Regions from separate parts of the Homo sapiens genome. Here region 2 is linked to region 1. A link is a loop called in an ENCODE intact Hi-C map of the cell type or tissue named here. Cell type or tissue: psoas muscle. All regions are shown on one strand. Each heading gives the region's core, and the rest is flanking DNA. Links, peaks and the distances in the headings are about the cores only. Region 1 has its middle 81 kb from the start of LINC01372. Region 2 has its middle 29 kb from the start of LINC01372.

Region 1 (5,378 bases), core at 307-5,306:
GAGCATGGTAGTGGGCACCTGTAATCCCAGCTACTCAGGAGGCAGAGGCAGGAGAGTCACTTGAACTCGGGAGGTGGAGGTTGCAGTGAGCTGAGATAGCTCCATTGCACTCCAGCCGGGACAACAGGAGCAAAACTCCATCTCAGAAAAAAAATAAAAATAAAAAAGAATAAAAATCCCAGCAGGGAAAGCAATGCCCCCAAGAGAGGAGAATAAAGGCCCTTTGCAAATAGCCATTTTCATTTTTGACCTGGAATGGAAAAGCCACTCAGAGGCAACACAGCCAGTGTGTTAGTTTGCTGGGGCTGCCAGTACAAGTGTCAGTCCATTTGGGGTACAGTAACAAAAATGCCATAGACTAGGTAGCTTACAAATGCCAGAAATTTATTTCTCATGGTTCTGGAGGCTGGGAAGTCCAAGAGCACGGCACCAACAGATTTAGCATCTGATGAGGGACGGGTTTCCGGTTCATAGACAGCAAATTCTTGCTGTGTCCTCACATAATGAAAAAGGCAAGGGTTCTCTCTCAGGTCTCTTTTATAAAGGCCGTAATCCCATTCATGAAGCCTCCACCCCCGTGACCTAATCACCTCCCAAAGGCCTCATCTCCTAATACCGTCACCTTGGGGTGCGAATTTCAGCATGAATTCTGGGGGTGACACAAACATTCAGGCCATAGCAACAAAGTGCCACAGACTGGATGGCTTAAGCAACAGAAATTTATTTTCTTTTAGTTTTGGAGGCTGAAAGTCTGAGACCAAGACATCAGCAGGGTTGGTTTTGTTTTGTCTCATGTGGTCTTCCCTGTGTATTGTTCTATGTCCAAATTTCCTCTTCTTTTCTTTTTTTCTGACTCATTGATTTTTTTTTTTTAACTTTTATTTTAGGCTCAGGGTTTGTTATATAGGTAAACTCATGTCATGGGAGTTTGTTGTACAGATTATTTCATCACCCAGGTATAAGCCTAGTACCCAATAGTTATTTTTTTCTGATCCTCTCCCTCCACTCACCCTCCACCCTAGAGTAGGCCCCAGTGCGTGTTGTTCCCCTCTTTGTGCCCATGTGTTCTCATTGTTTAGCTCTCACTTATAAGTGAGAACATGTGGTATTTGGTTTTCTGTTCCTGCATTAGTTTGCTAACGATGATGGCCTGCAGCTCCATCCATGTTCCTCTAAAGGACATGATCTCATTCTTTTTTATGGCTGCATAGTATTTCATGGTGTGTATGTACCACATTTTCTTTCTTTATCCTGTCATTGATGGGCATTTAGGTTGATTCCATGTCTTTGCTATTGTCAATAGTGCTGCAACAAACATATGTGTGCATGTGTCTTTATAATAGAACGATTTATACTTCTTTGGGTATATACCCAGTAATGGGATTGCTGGGTCAAATGGCAGTTCTGTTTTTAGCTCTTTGAGGAATCACCACACTGCATTCCACAGTGGTTGAACTAATTAACACTCCCACCAGCAATGTATCAGCGTTCCCTTTACTCCTCAACCTCACCAGCGTCTGTCATTTTTTTGACACTTTAATAATAGCCATTCTGACTGGTATGAGATGGTTTCTCATTGTGGTTTCAAATTTCCTCTTCTTATAGGGACCTTATTTTAACTCAATCACCAATTACCTCATTTTAACTTAATTAGCTCTTTAAAGACCCTATCTCCAAACATAGTCACATTTTGAGGTACTTGGGGTTTAGATTTCAACCTGTGCATTGTTGGTGGGAGGCACAGAATTTGGCCCATAACAGCACTGTTGGGAGAGAGACAATAAGAAGAAGCCACAGAGACCCTGACAATTTAATGACAGCTGTACTTCTTGTCCCAGCAGGGCGTAGACCAGGGTTTGATTTCACACTCGGAAGTGGCTATGGGAAAACTCTTTGTGCAGTGGGAGGCTGGCAGAAATTGTCTCCATGGAGACCCACAGCTTCTTCTTAATTGGCCCTATTTTAAGTGGCACCTTCCTTGGTGGCTTGCCCTGGTGAAGCAGGTGGACTAGAGTGGGCTCATGGAGGGTCCTTGGATGCCTGACACTGTGTTAGGGGCAGAGGAGGATGTCCTGGCTTTTCCAGCTAGCAGGGGAAGGAAATCTCGCCACCAAAGCGAGAGACCAAGAAAAGGCTCCTATTGGCCGGGCACAGTGGCTCATGCCTGTAATCCCAGCACTTTGGGAGGCTGAGGTGGACAGATCACCTGAGGTCAGGAATTCGAGACCAGCCTGGACAACATGGTGAAATCCCATCTCTACTAAAAATATTAAAATTAGCCAGCATCATGGTGCTCACCTGTAATCCTAGCTACTTGGGAGGCTGAGGCAGGATAATTGTTTGAACCCAGGAGGCAGAGGTTGTAGTGACCTGAGATTGCACCACTGCACTCCAGCCTGGGTGGCAGAGCAGACTGTCTCAAAAAAGAAAGAAAAGACTCCTATTATTGACTAAATGTTTGTGTTTCCCCAAAATGTATATATTGAAACCCTAACCTTGATGTGATGGTATTAGGAGGCAGAGACTTTGGCAGGTGATTAGGTCATGAGGATGGAGCCCTCACAAATGGGATTAATGCCCTTATAAGAAACAGCCAGAGATCAACCCTATCTGCAACTGGGAAGAGAGTCCTCATCAGAACATGGCCATGCTAGCCTTCTGATCCTGGACTTCCAGACTTCAAGACTGTGAGAAACACATCTCTGTTGTTTATAAGCCACCTAGTCTATGATGTTCTTGTTACAGCAGTGTGAACTGGCTAAGGCAGGTCCTCTGGGTGATGCTGTGAGTTCAAGACCTCAGAAGAAGGAGAGAGAAATGGGGACAGGAGTTCTTGTGGGGGGGGACTTGGCTTGGCCTTGGCAATGAGAGGCTGTGGATAGCTGCAAGGAGAGAAGAGGGGTGTTCCGGGAATTGCACAAGTAACTGTGTGGACATAGTGAAAATGGACATGTCCATAGATATAGGGAGATAATTTTTCCATCAACCTTTTACTTGCAACGTGAGTTTCCACAGCTCTCATGGCTTTCAAAGTCTCTCCAGCTCTTGCTGGTGTATGACCTGCAGATGTGGGAGCTCAAGTTCCCTGCAAAGCACTTCTCCCCATGTGGTTCTGGAGCCCTCAGGGGTATCTCACATGGGCTCATAAATATGGTCTTGACAGGCCTGGCCACTGCTCACTGTCCCTCGCTGGGCACTGCCACGTTGCCTGGGATACATCCCCACGGAGACCTACTGGGCATAGAGGCTCCGCAGGCTCTGTGGCTTCTCCATCAATAGCTGGCCATGCAGCTCCACCCTGCTCTGCCTCTTGCTTCATGGCCCAGAGCAGTGGGATGTCATGAGGTGTGGTGAGGGTTGCAGAACACCCCCTATTTTCTTCATGACCCTCTGGTAGTGGGTGAGGGTCACCATAAGATGAGGCTGGTGCTCCAAGGTCATAGCAGAATTTCATAGAAACAACTCATTTGGGTTTTATGGAGATCTGCTTTGCCTGCAGAAGACTCAGATGTGACTTTGCAGGACCAGCTGGGTTCTGTGTCACACGGCCACCATGCCACCCTCTGAGTTATGGCTTCCTTCTGCAGACTCAAGCTCATTGTGCTGGGAGCATTCCTCTCCCAGTGCAAATAGGGCCTCGGCGGACCTACCCATGTTTACGATGCCCTAGACACGCATGATATTATCTTACGTCAGGGAATTTGATTTGCACTGCACTTGGAGCATAACCAAGTTCAGAGGAGGAAAAGACCGGGGAACCCATTCTTGATTTTGCCACTCAGATGCTAGGTGACCTTGGGTAGGATAGTTGACCTCTCTGGTCTTGAGTTTTCTCATCTGTAAAGTGAGTGTGCTAGGCTAGATAGATAAAGTTTCTTTTCTTTTTTTTTTTTTTTTAATTGAGATGGAGTCTCACTCTGTCGTCCAGGCTGGAATGCAGTGGCGCCATCACTGCAACCTCTGCCTCCAAGGTTCCAGTGCTTCTCCTGCCTCAGCCTCCTGAGTAGCTGGGATTATAGGCATGCACCACCATGTCCTGCTAACTTTTGTATTTTTAGTAGAGATGGGGTTTCACCATGTTGGTCAGGCTGGTCTCAAACTCCTGACCTCAGGTAATCCACCCGCCTCGGCCTCCCAAAGTGCTGGGATTATAGGCATGAGCCGCCATGCCCGGCCGATAGATAAGGTTTCTTTAAGTAATAACGTGTAGCATATGTCAGTCTATGCACCAATAGATTAAATTGTTACAGGGTTAGAGAGCACATTTCTCAAGGTACAGAGGTCTCTCTAAGGTGGCTTTCCATCTGTGTCTTCTGCTAGGCTCTTTGATCCCATCCATCTGTCACCCTTTCTCTCCTTCCTTCTCATTAAACTTCTGGAAAGCATTGTCCACACTTCTCCTCTTTTTCTCATCTCCCACCCACAACTCAGCCTGCTACAATCTGGTTTCTTCTTACTATGACCTACCAAGAGTGTCTCCACCGAGACCTCCAATGGCCTCGTTATTGTTAAATCCCAAGAGTAATGTTCTGTCCTTATCTTATTTAGTCTCTTGGGACCATTTGTTACCACTGGCCACTCCATTATGGAAACTCTTTCCAGTACCTGGGGTTAAAGTTTAGGGAAGAGGGAAACGGCATTTTGTGAAGAAACAGAGGGTCTAGGGAAGCAAATTTTTCTCATCACAAAAACTCCAGAGATTGGGAGGGTGGGTCATTAGGAGAAGGACCCTGGGTAGGGGTGGGTGGTGGGGGAGGCTGGCATGTGGGCTGTGGTCAAGGATGGCAAAGACGTAGAGAATGGCAGAAACAGCCGGCCACAAACTTCAGAAGGGCTCTCGAGCTCAGCCTAGCGGGAAGCCTGAATCAGGCAATAATTTGAGTGGTTGGTAATGTCTGTCTGAGTTCTGCTGATAAACTTGGTAAAAAGTGGTTAGAGGGGCTGGGCACGGTGGCTCACGCCTGTAATCCCAGCAGTTTGGGAGGCTAAGGTGGGCAGATCATTTGAGATCAGGAGTTTGAGACCAGCCTGGCCAACATGGTGAAACCCTGTCTCTACTAAAAATACAAAAATTAGCCAGGCATGGTGGCGGGGGCCTGTAATCCCAGCTACTTAGGAGCCTGAGGCAGGAGAATCACTTGAACCCAAGAGGCAGAGGTTGTAGTGAGCCAAGATCGCGCACTGCACTCCAATCTGGGTGACAGAGCAAGATGCCGTCTCAAAAAAAAAGAAAAAGAAAAAGAAAAGATTGGTTAGGGGGTGGGGGACTTCGGCCATAAACCCAAAAGACACAATCCCAAACTACTCCATAATCTCAAATGTGGAAATCCTAAAAGCTCAACATCCTTCAAGTCTTCAATCCTAAAAATCACAGTCTC
Region 2 (5,378 bases), core at 261-5,260, 52 kb before region 1:
AAACAGGGTTTCACCATGTTGGCCAGGCTGGTCTCGAACTCCTGACCTCGTGATCCATCCGCCTTGGCCTCCCAAGGTGCTGGGATTACAGGCATGCGCCCCGCCTGAGCTAAGATTTTCAAATAACTTTCTTTCCTCTTGAGAATGGTTTGCTTTGGTCAAGTTCCTAGGTGTGGGATTGTTGGATCAAAGAGTATGAGCATTGTTGAGTCTCTTGATACCCTTTGGCAAAATGCTTTGCAAAGGGCTTGTTTCCAGCAGTCCTCATGTACATTGTTTCAGTGAGCTTCTTTATTTCTTTCCTACTGCAACTCTCTAACAAGGAACATTACGAGAAAAAGGTTTCCCAGCTCATTTACAATGGATAAATGAATTTTTTTTTTTTTTTAGATGAAGTCTCGCTCTGTCGCCCAGGCTGGAGTGCAGTGGCACAATCTCTGCTCACTGCAAGCTCTGCCTCCTGGGTTCACGCCATTCTCCTGCCTCAGCCTCCCAAGTAGCTGGGACTACAGGCGCCCACCACCATGCCCAGCTAATTTTTTGTATTTTTTTTTTTTAGTAGAGACGAGGTTTCACTGTGTTAGCCAGGATGGTCTTGATCTCCTGACCTTGTGATCCACCCGCCTCGGCCTCCCAAAGTGCTGGGATTACAGGCGTGAGCCACCGCACCCGGCTACAATGGATAAATGATTTCTTATTGTACTTTTAATTTGCATTTCTTTGATTACTGTGAGGTTGAACCATTTAAAAATAAGCATTGCCTTTTGTGTGAATTGTGTTTCTTCTTTTGAGGAACATTCCTCCTGCATTCTTTGGCTCCCCTCCCCGCCCCAGACATACATTAGACTTTCCAAAGACTTGGAAATTAACACTTCGTGGGTCATATTTACAGCAATTATTTACTCTGGTAATTTCCTTTTCATTTTAATTGTACTATTTTCAGGACTTTTATGTGTTTTCAAATGAAGATCTTCTCATCTGTGATTGCTTCAAAGCTTGGAAAATAATAATAACATCAACGAAGTGAAAATTACCCAATTTTATTTTTTCCTTCTATTATATATTTGTATTAAGCTCTTTCATCAACATGGAAAAAAATGACAGTATTTATGATAGTCACACACACACACACGGAATGTGAGAGGGGGAGGGTATTTGTGAAAAGACCACAAATTAGATTGGGCAAAATGGCTCATACCTATAATCCTAGTACTTTGGGAGGACGAGGAAGGACGATTTCTGAAAGCCAGGAGTTTGAGACCAGCTTGGGCAACATAGTGAGACCTCATCTCTATAAAAAATACAAAAATTAGCTGGACATGGTGGTGTGTACTTGTAGTCCCAGCTACTTAGGAGGCTGTGGCAGGAGGATTGCTTGACCTGAGGAGTTCAAGGCTGCAGTGAGCTATGATTGCACTGTGTCCAGAATTGGTGGGTTCTTGGTCTTACTGACTTCAAGAATGAAGCTGCACACCCTCGAGGTGAGTGTTACAGTTCTTAAAGATGGTGTGTCCGGAGTTTGTTCCTTCTGATGTTCAGACGTGGTCAGAGTTTTTTCCTTCTGGTGGGTTCGTGGTCTCACTGGCTTCAGGAGTGAAACTGCAGACCTTCGCCGTGAGTGTTACAGCTCTTAAGGCGGCGCGTCTGGAGTTGTTCATTCCTCTAGGTGGGTTCGTGGTCTCGCTGACCTCAGGAGTGAAGCTGCAGACCTTCTAGGTGAGTGTTACAGCTCATAAAGGCAGTGCACACCCAAAGAGCGAGCAGCAGCAAGATTTATTGCAACGAGTGAAAAAACAAAACTTCCACAGTGTGGAAGGGGACCCAAGCAGGTTGCTGCTGCTGGCTCCAGCCGCCTGCTTTTATTCTCTTATCTGGCCCTCCAAGTCCCCACTAGATTAGCTAGACACAGAACACTGGTGCATTTACAAACCTTGAGCTAGACACAGAGTGCTGATTGGTGTTATTTACAATCCTTTAGCTAGATATAAAGGTTCTCCAAGTCCCTACCAGATTAGCCAGATACAGAGTGCTGATTGGTGCATCCACAAACTCCGAGCTAGACACAGAGCACTGATTGGTGCATTTACAATCCTTTAGCTAGACATAAAGGTTCTCCAAGTCCCCACCTGACTCAGGAGCCCAGCTGGCTTCCCCTAGTGGATCACACGCCAGGGCCGTGGGAGGAGCTGCCCGCTAGTCCTGTGGTGCTCACCTGCACTCCTCAGCCCTTGGGCGGTCGATGGGACCGGGCGCAGTGGGCGGCGCCCGTCGAGGAGTCTCGGGCTGCCGAGGAGCCCACCGCGGGGGACTCTGGCATGGCGGGCTGCAGGTCCCGAGCCCTGCCCGGCCGGGAGGCGGCTGAGGCCCCGCGAGAATTCCAGCGTGGCGCGGGCGGGCCGGCAGTACTAGGGGACCCTGCGCCCCCTCCGCAGCTGCTGGCCCAGGTGCTAAGCCCCTCACTGCCTGGGGCCAGCGGCGCCTGCTGGCCGCTTTGAGTGCGGAGCCCGCCGAGCCCACGCTCACCCGGAACTCGCGCTGGCCCGCGAGCTCCGCGCGCAGCCCGGTTCCCGCCCGCGCTTCTCCCTGCAAGCAGAGGGAGCCGGCTCCAGCCTCGGCCAGCCCAGAGAGGGGCTCTCACGGTGCAGCGGCGGGCCGAAGGGCTCCTCAAGCGTGGCCAGAGCGGACGCCGCCGTCGAGGAGGCACTGAGAGCGAGCGAGGGCCGCCAGCACGTTGTCACCTCTCAGCGCCACTGTACTCCAGCCCAGATAACAGAGTGGGTCCGTGTCTCTAAACACACACACACCCCCCTTAGAAACTGAATAAATGGAGAGAAATGCCATGTTTTTGGTTGGGAAAATGCAGTCGAAGAATTGTAATATTTCTGGCTGGGTGCAGTGGCTCATGCCTGTAATCCCAGCACTTTGGGAGGTCAAGGTGAGTGGATCACTTAAGGTAAGGAGTTTGAGACCAGCCTGGCCAACATGGCAAAACCGTGTCTCTACTAAAAATAGAAAAATTAGCCGGGCGTGGTGGCAGGCGCCTGTAATCCCAGCTACTCGGGAGACTGAGGCAGAAGAATTGCTTGAACCTGGGAGGTGGAGGCAGCAGTGAGCCGAGATCGCACCACTGCACTCCAGCCTGGGCGACAGAGCAAGACTCTGCCTCAAAAAAAAAAAAAAAAAAAAAATGTAGCCCCCAATGCATTCACAACTGTGCCTAACCAGGCCAAAGCCCTGGCAGGTGGTTTTAATTTCTGATGTTTTTAGGGGCAGATGGAGCTGATGGGTTCATGAAAGTTGTGTTATTCTAAAAACTGTCACTGGTGGACAAATCTAGCAGTTGCCAGGGGGACCTAATTTTACATAACTTTATTCTGTTTTCCCCCAATTTTTTTATTGTGATAAAATACACATAACATAAAATTTACTATCTTAACCATTTTAAATGTACACCTCAGTAGTATTAAATGCATGCATAATTTTGTGCAAACATCCCCACCATCTGTCTCCAGAATGCTTTCCATCTTGTAAAAAAATTGAAACCCTGTCCCTATTAAACACTTAACTCCTCGTTCCTCCCTTCCCTCAATCTCTGGCAACCACCCTTCTGCTTTCTGTCTGTATGAATTTGACTCCTCTAACTACCTCATCTGAGTGGAATTATGCAGTGTTTGTCTTTTTGTATAACTTTATTCTTTCAACAAAGAATAATAGATGATAATACATAGCTCTGTAGGTTTTATTATTATAACTTAAGAGGTTTTTCTCCATAGAAATAAATATACACATTTAAAAATGAGACTGGCCAGGAACGATGGCTCATGCCCGTAATCCCAGCACTTTGGGAGCCGAAGTGGGAGGATCTCTTGAAGTCAGGAGTTCGAGACTAGCCCAGACAACATAGTGAGAACCTTGCTCTACAAAAAATAAAATTAAAATTAGCCTGGTATGGTGACCCGTGCCTGTGGTCCCAGCTCCTTGGGAGGCTGAGGTGGGAGGATCACTTGAGACCAGTAGTTCAAGGCTGCAGTGAGCTATGATTGCACCACAGCACCCCAGCCTGGGCGAATGAGCGAGATCCTGTCTCTAAAAATAAATAAATAAATATTTTAGAGTAGCTGTCCTGATTTGAGTTTTACAAATAGTTATTGCAGTAACAGAGGATGAGAAGGCGCAAGGGAAGGGAACATCTGGTCACAGATCTTTGGCCACAGATATCACCTCTGGGAGTTAAGCGGGGGTCAGAAGGGATGAGGCAGAGTGATTGATGGATCAACTGAAGTGAAGTAACTCAGGGGGGAAAAACCAAAAACCTTACGTTCTCACTTACAAGTGGGAGCTAAGGCCTGGCACGGTGACTCACGCCTGTAATCCCAGCACTTTGGGAGGCCGAGACGGATGGCTCACTTGAGGTCAGGAGTTCGAGACTAGCCTGGCCAACATGGTGAAACCCTGTCTCCACTAAAAAAATACAAAAATTAGCCGGGTGTGGTGGCACACGCCTGTAATCCCAGCTACTCGGGAGGGTGAGGCAGGAGGATCACTTGAACCTGGGAGGCAGAGGTTGCAGTGAGCCAAGATTGTGCCACTGCACTGCAGCCTGGGAAACAGAGTGAGACTCCATCTCAAAAAAAAAAAAAAAAAAAGCTACAGGCATGCAAAGGCAAACAGAATAGTATAATGAACTTTAGAGATGCAGAAGGTAGAAGGATGGGAGGGGAGTTAGGGATAAAAAACTGCCTCTGAAGTATAAGGTATACTACTTGAGTGACAGGTGCACTAAAAGCTCAGAATTCATCCATGTAACAAAAAAACACTTGTACCCCTCAAAATATTGAAATAAATTTTTTAAAAAAGAGACTGTTTGAGAGAGCAGCATTCAAACAGGGAGAACGTAGGAGGAACGCCTTCTGGGCGGATTGGGATCTCTATCTTTATGTTTTTGTTTGCTGTCACATCCTGGGAAAGTGACTGGTGTGTGTTCTCCAACTTTGAGACTGTTTAGATGTGGCTGGGATGAGCCACGCTTGGTAAGGTGTGATGGGATGTGGGGGTCAACCTTCTGAGGGATCTGGAGTCTAATACAGCCATGGGAGACTTATCCACTTGTTCAAGGTTGGCGATTCTTCTCATTGACACAGGAGACAGGCAGGGGCTGCCCTCAGCATTTCATTTATTCCAAACACATCACAAAGAATCATTCACTCTTCCCTGTAACTTTGAGAGAAGGGTTGCTATGGACTGAATGTGTCCCCCGCAGAATTCATATGTTGAAGCCTAAATCCCTGAAGTGATATGTGGAGGTGGGGCATTGGGGAGGTCATTAGGTCATGAGGATGAAGCCCTACAAATAGGATTAGTGCCGTTAGTGCCCTTAT

What was found. Hi-C counts contacts between places; a loop is a spot of excess contacts. Peaks named below come from ENCODE experiments on the same cell type or tissue, not always from the same donor. Only the 100,000 strongest peaks of a DNase experiment are listed, where the experiment ranks them.
Region 2: a loop joins it to region 1, with 7 times the contacts of the local background. A loop is called at or near these places in 1 of 110 quality-filtered maps.

Annotation. Positions count from the first base shown.
Region 1 is chr7:67,414,634-67,420,011 of GRCh38, forward strand. No RefSeq gene overlaps it. Among named protein-coding and RNA genes, the nearest start is that of LINC01372, 81 kb to the left of the region's middle. In psoas muscle, for the core only: no CTCF peak of the experiment used is centred there; no DNase peak of the experiment used is centred there.
Region 2 is chr7:67,362,322-67,367,699 of GRCh38, forward strand. No RefSeq gene overlaps it. Among named protein-coding and RNA genes, the nearest start is that of LINC01372, 29 kb to the left of the region's middle. In psoas muscle, for the core only: no CTCF peak of the experiment used is centred there; DNase peaks (open chromatin) are centred at 2,190 and 2,596; H3K27ac peaks cover 1,234 bases.